Linked DNA regions of Homo sapiens: region 1 is linked to region 2. A link is a loop called in an ENCODE intact Hi-C map of the cell type or tissue named here. Cell type or tissue: B cell. All regions are shown on one strand. Links, peaks and the distances in the headings refer to the core of each region. The heading gives the core; the rest is flanking DNA. Region 1 overlaps LRRFIP1 (LRR binding FLII interacting protein 1). Region 2 has its middle 12 kb from the start of RAB17-DT.

Evidence for each region. Peaks named below come from ENCODE experiments on the same cell type or tissue, not always from the same donor. Only the 100,000 strongest peaks of a DNase experiment are listed, where the experiment ranks them.
Region 1: a loop joins it to region 2, with 2.4 times the contacts of the local background. A loop is called at or near these places in 10 of 110 quality-filtered maps.

Annotation. Positions count from the first base shown.
Region 1 is chr2:237,699,218-237,702,124 of GRCh38, forward strand. All of the region lies in intron 1 of LRRFIP1 (LRR binding FLII interacting protein 1), which reads left to right. Among named protein-coding and RNA genes, the nearest start is that of LRRFIP1, 73 kb to the left of the region's middle. RefSeq lists enhancers at 1,183-1,232, 1,243-1,292. In B cell, for the core only: no CTCF peak of the experiment used is centred there; a DNase peak (open chromatin) is centred at 1,614; H3K27ac peaks cover 2,015 bases.
Region 2 is chr2:237,602,149-237,605,055 of GRCh38, forward strand. No RefSeq gene overlaps it. Among named protein-coding and RNA genes, the nearest start is that of RAB17-DT, 12 kb to the left of the region's middle. RefSeq lists an enhancer at 1,945-2,448 and a silencer at 2,100-2,280. In B cell, for the core only: no CTCF peak of the experiment used is centred there; a DNase peak (open chromatin) is centred at 1,673; H3K4me3 peaks cover 1,287 bases; H3K27ac peaks cover 1,447 bases.

The DNA of each region.
Region 1 (2,907 bases), core at 203-2,702, 97 kb after region 2:
ATTTCCATGTCGATTGCATTCCTGGAATAGTTCATGTATATTTGAACTGTGTAAAACATATTTTGAGTTTATATGTAAGTTGCAATCAGTTTGTAAATCCAAAAATTAAAAATAGTGGTTTTTCTTTTCTTTTTTTTTTTTTTCTTTTTTTTTGAGATGGAATTTCGCTCTGTCGCCCAGGCTGGAGTGCAATGGTGAGATCTCGGCTCACTACAACCTCCGCCTCCCGGGTTCAAGTGATTCTCCTGCCTCAGCCTCCTGAGTAGCTGGGATTATAGGCATGCGCCACCATGCCCGGCTAATTTTGTATTTTTAGTAGAGATGGGATTTCACTATGTTGGTCAGACTGGTCTTGAACTCCTGACCTCAGATGATCCGCCTGCCTCGGCCTCCCAAAGTGCTGGGATTACAGGCGTGAGCCACCGCACCCGGCCAAAACAGTGGTTTTTCTATCTTCCTGAGCAGTCAAGGGAAAAGTTCTTCCCATCGCAGGCGTGTCTGAATGCGGGATGGTTGGCCGACCTGGCCCTGCCCCCCCGCCCCAATACCCTTAGCTTCTTCCCAATCTTTTTGACATCCCAGTCCCCCCAACATTTCCAAAATGCCCTCTAAGTCAACACTTCCGCCACTGCCAGCTGCCACCCCAGAGTGCCCTGTGCCTGGTAACGATCGTTCTCACAGTCATGGCCGTAGGGAAGGCTCTTTGTGGTTCCTGGGGGACTTCGTGAGATTGCCCACATGAGCATTTCTTTTGGAACTGAGATACAGTGCACATCGCCTCTGGGGGACATGGGGTGGTGGGTACACGGAACCGAGGTGAGCCTCCCTTGCGTTGCGGAGGTGCTAGCCTTGTGCCGTCCGTTCTTGTCCACGTCTGTGCAGGAGAACATCACCCGGCCCACTTGGTTGCTGTGAATAGCAAACTTTAGAGGCCACTGCATCTGAGGGTTGGGGGGTTTGCAGAGAAAACAAAAGTTGGTGGCTGTGGCTACTTCCTATAGCAAAGTGGCTCAGGAAAGGGATCCCGTGTCACAGCCTGGGTACACCACGGCCCCTCCAGGAGCTTGATTCCTTCTTAGCTCAGGGGAAGAATCGCACAAGGACCGAGGCCCCTGCTTGTCTGTGAACAAACTGGCCTTTGTGGCCACTTCAGGCTTCGGCTGCATCATATTCCTGTCACATTCACGTGAGTGAACTTGAATTACATCCTTAACACTTTTCCAAAAAGGTTATAAACTAGACTGGTGATGTATCATGGGGCCTAGAAAAATAATGCTGCTGCTTTTTCACTTCTCTGCTTGACGCTAAAACCTGGAGGCGAAAATGAATGTGTGTAATTAATAGGAGAACTTCCTCCTGTTTGCAGAGTGCTTTACAGCTGGCAAACGGCTTCTCTCCCTGAACAGCCCCGTGGGGCGTCATTTCCATCTGACATCTGAGGAGAGCTGCTGTTCATGGTCCAGTCCTCTGTCCATTGGCCCACTGGGTGTCCCTAATATGCGCTAACAGGCTCCTGGCAAACGGCGGGCATGGCAGCCACGAATCTGCACATGAGCTGTATGCCCTGGGTCTCCCCTGGGCTCTGCGGGGGGAGGTGGGAGCCGCCTCTGGTTCACATGCGGTGCTTTCCAGGCTGCAGGGCCTTCTCAGCCTGGGTGGAAGGAGTGACGTCAGAGTATTTCTCAGGAACTGCCTGCCCTAAAGTTGTGGCTCATAAACCCCTTCCAGCTTCTGTGTAGAATTCTGGACCCCTAGGGTATCACCACAGAGTTTAAAAGCAGAGTAAGAACATTTCCTGTGACTGTAGGGTGAGAGGCCCTGGGATCTGTAATTCTACACTAGGCTGGAATCCCAGAAAAGCTTCAATGCTCAGGAAATGTATGAGCAGTGCCAGGATCCCCTGAAGGAGTGTGGGGCTTTTGAAGCAAGCTGCCCAGCGAGCCTCCCGCAGCACCTGCTGTCCCTTTGCCAGCAGTCAGGGCCCCTGCCCCACCAGTGTTGGTTGTGTTTCTGTTCTTTGAGGAGACCACATGATGATCTTCTGGTAGGAGCCACAAGAAGGATACAAATGCCATTAGAGCTGCTAGAGCCCCAGACGTCACTGGAATTGGGGTTCAGGGTGTTGGGCTGTCCCCACCCTTAGGCAGTACTCCCACTGCCTACAACACCTCCAGCGCAGGCTGAGGCCATGCGAGGATGGAAGCACATGTGGGCTAGGCCAGGAGGGCGTGCGGGAGGGCTCTCCACTCTGCGCTCCGCTGGGGTTTCTCCTTGTGTCCTGGTCAATAACTTCTTCTCTCTCTGGTTCTCCTTGGCCTGAGCCCCCAGCCTGAGCCGGGCTGTCCCTGAGTTCCCTGACCCGGAAGAAGGGACGGCCATTATCTTTGGGTGACTGTCTTCTTATAGCTGGGAATCTCTGGGGCTCTGAGCGGGAGGCCCATGGGGAGCCCTGGAAGAACAGGCATGGGTTAGACTGTTTACCTCACTGCCCTGTGTGCCCTGCCCCGGTAGAAGCCGTTTCTGCTGTGTGGTTCTGTCTAGAACTAGAGCCCCTCAGGGCCCTCTGCATGCCGTGGGGTCCCTTTGCAAAGCACCTCCTAACATGTGCTTTTATCTGTGGCTCGGGATGGGGATGGTGACTTCTTCACGCAGTCTTCTGCAGGCCTCTCCAGCCTGGCTCCCGAGATGTCACGCATGGGTCCATGCAGCCCAGAAAAGACCCTGCAGGGGGAGAAGGGTCACTTTGGTGCCTATCTCCCCAGCTGGCCTGTGGGCTGGGTGCCTGGCAGATGGGGCTCCCAGGGAGGTGCCCCCATAGACTTGGGCTCCACAGCAGGCTGTGGGGCTGGCATTAATGTGGCTGGGAGAGCCTGGCTGTCTTTTTAGCCATTTGTTTCGGAGGCCCTG
Region 2 (2,907 bases), core at 206-2,705:
TAAGTGCAGAGCATGCTCCCCAGACAAGGGTTCTCTTCTCCTTTCCTTCAAGAACAGGACCTGCGTCTTGAGGTCTTCTGTCTTTCTCAAGATATCTAAATAGTAGCTGATGAACCACATCACATTTGTTGACTTAAAATCAAGGAATATGGAAAGGTATCATTTATTAAGTGCTTATTACACTCCCTGCCCAGTGTTTATGTAAATTATAAAATGACCAACTCTGATGTTCATATATATATATATGTATATATTTTTTCATCCACAGTTTCTGGCTCATAGCTCCACTTAGCCCTTGTTACAGTTTTCTGTTATAATGTTGGATGTGCTAATCCTGGGCGCCACCCTCAGGTAACAGAACCTCTCTGACCCTCTCGCCTTCCTTTTTCCTGCCACAAGGCAGGACTCTAACCTTCCCTCACTTTTCTGACTGTAGGTCTTAACAGCCTCCCCTGGGAGGGTCCCGCCTCATACCATGCGGGAAGGAATTCTGTCAACATGAAGCTTCCATAAAAACCCAAGAGGACTGGGTTCAGGGAGCCGTGGAGAGCTGACTTTGTGGAGGTTCCCAGAGGATGATGTGTCCAGGGAGGGCTTGGAAGCTCCCTGCCCCTTCCCCCATACTTCGCACTACGCATCTCTTCATCTGTGTCCTTTGTAACATCCTTTACAATAAGCCAGCAAACATAGTTATTTCCCTGAGTTCAGTGAGCTGCTCCAGCAAATTGATCAACACAGAGAGGAGGTCATGGGAACCCCAACTTGAAGCCCATCCGTCAGAAGTTCGAGAGGCCCAGGCTTATGACTGGTGTCTGGGGTGGGTGGCAGTCGTGGGGACTGAGCCCCCCACCCAGTGGGATCTGGTGCTATCTCCAGGTGGACAGTGTTAGAATTGAACACCCAGCTGGGGCCCACTGCTTAATGTGTGGGGAAACCCCCACGCCTTTTATTGCAGACGTCTTCTGTGTTGATGATTGTGGAGGTGGTGGTGGAGTGAAAGAGGAAAAACGCAGTTTGAGAGAGTTTTTCCATACACACCAACAAACCAGGGAGGTGGATATTGTTATCCCCATTTTACGGATGAGAAAATTGAGGCTCAGAGAGATTAAGTACATTCCCCAGAGTTACGTAGCTATCGAACAAGGATTCAAATCCACAACTTTCTTAACCTACCCCACAGAGGCAAATGCAAAAACCAAACCATAAGAGGGAGGAAATAATGACCTCTGCAAATGAAAGCCACCTGTATATCAAGAAAAGCATATGGATAAAACAAAATGCTGGGACAATAACTGCCACAAACATGTGGCTTTAAAATCCTTGATTTATAAATCAGCAAAAAATGGACAAAGGCACAGCCAGACAATTCGCTGAAAGTGAGTCCCAGGTGTGCAGGCAGCGCTAGCAGGAGCGTTCGGCCTCACCAGCACGTGCAGGAGCCGGTCAGCATGGAGGTCAGATTGGCAAAGCCTCATCACATCCAAGCTTTGGCAAAACAGTAGAGACTGTCCACCAACCGTTGCTGAGACTGTCTGGCAGTGCAGTTTTCTGAGAGGGCAAACCTGGGATGCGTAGCAATGAATTCAACAACACAGCCTTTGACTCGGCAACTGCACGTCAAGAAACGGAACTGTCAGGAAGCATCTAGAACCCAGAGGGCAGAATCCAGGAAATGACTCTGTTCCGGAGTTCATCTGTTGCTCTGGGCTACACTTGATGCTACGGTAAAATCACTCACCCTCACATCCAGCCAGCGGCAACACACACAATGAAAACCGTTCTGAAAAAGCAAAGCTGAGAGCCCCGGGAAGATGCAGGAGGTGTGGGTGGGGGTTGGAATTCAGCTCGGTTTAGATAAACAACTGAGACCCGAGATGTTGATCTCTAAGGATTATCTCAGCCCCGACCTATTTCAACTTCCTTGTCTTCTTTCTTTGGCTCCTTACTTTTCATTGAAATTCCCTGACTGGCCCACTAAGAACCAGGCTCTGGCCAGCACGGTGGCTCACTCTGTAAGCCCAGCACTTTGGGAGCCTGAGGCGAGAGGATGGCTTGAGGCCAGGGGCTCGAGACCAGCCTGGGCAACATAGTGAGATCCCCCCAATCAATTTTTTTTTTTTTTTAAAAACACCCTTTTTTTTTTTTAATTAGCTGCCAGCTACTTGGCAGGCTAAGGGAGGAGGATCCTTTAAGCCCAGGAGTTCAAAGTTGCAGTGAGCTATGATCGTGCCACTGCACTCCAGCCTGGGCAACAGAGCAAGACTCTGTCTATAAAATATATGTATATATATTATAGAAATTTTTAAAAGAACCAAGCTCTGGAATGGACTTGCTCCAGCACCTGGCCCATCCCAAGCCTGGAGGCTCACTGGAGGAGGCCACATGGGGTCCACTCCATGTGCAGCAAGCACACCGAGGCCACAGGCTGCTGGGCCCACCTCCCCACCTCCCCACCGTGGGCGAAGTACGTGGAGGATGTGAGGGAGGTTCTCAAGTGAGATGCTCACTCACAGTTATCCCCAAAGGACGGTCCAAACATGTGGAAAACATGTCTCCCGTAGAAAATGGAGAAACGGCCGGGTGTGGTGGCTCACGACTGTAATCCCAGCTTTGGGAGGCCGAGGCGGGTGGATCACCTGAGGTCAGGAGTTCAAGACCAGCCTGGCCAATATGGCGAAACCCCGTATCTACTAAAAATACAAAAATTAGCCAGGTGTGGTGGCACGTGCCTGTAATCCCACCTACTCAGGAGGCTGAGGCAGGAGAATCGCTTGAACCCAGGAGGCCAAGGTTGCGGTGAGCCGAGATCATGCCACTGCACTCCAGCCTGTGTGACAGAGTTAGACTCCGTCTCAAAAGAAAAAAAAGAAAGAAAGCGGAGAAACAATGCTGCCCCCAGCCCTGTGT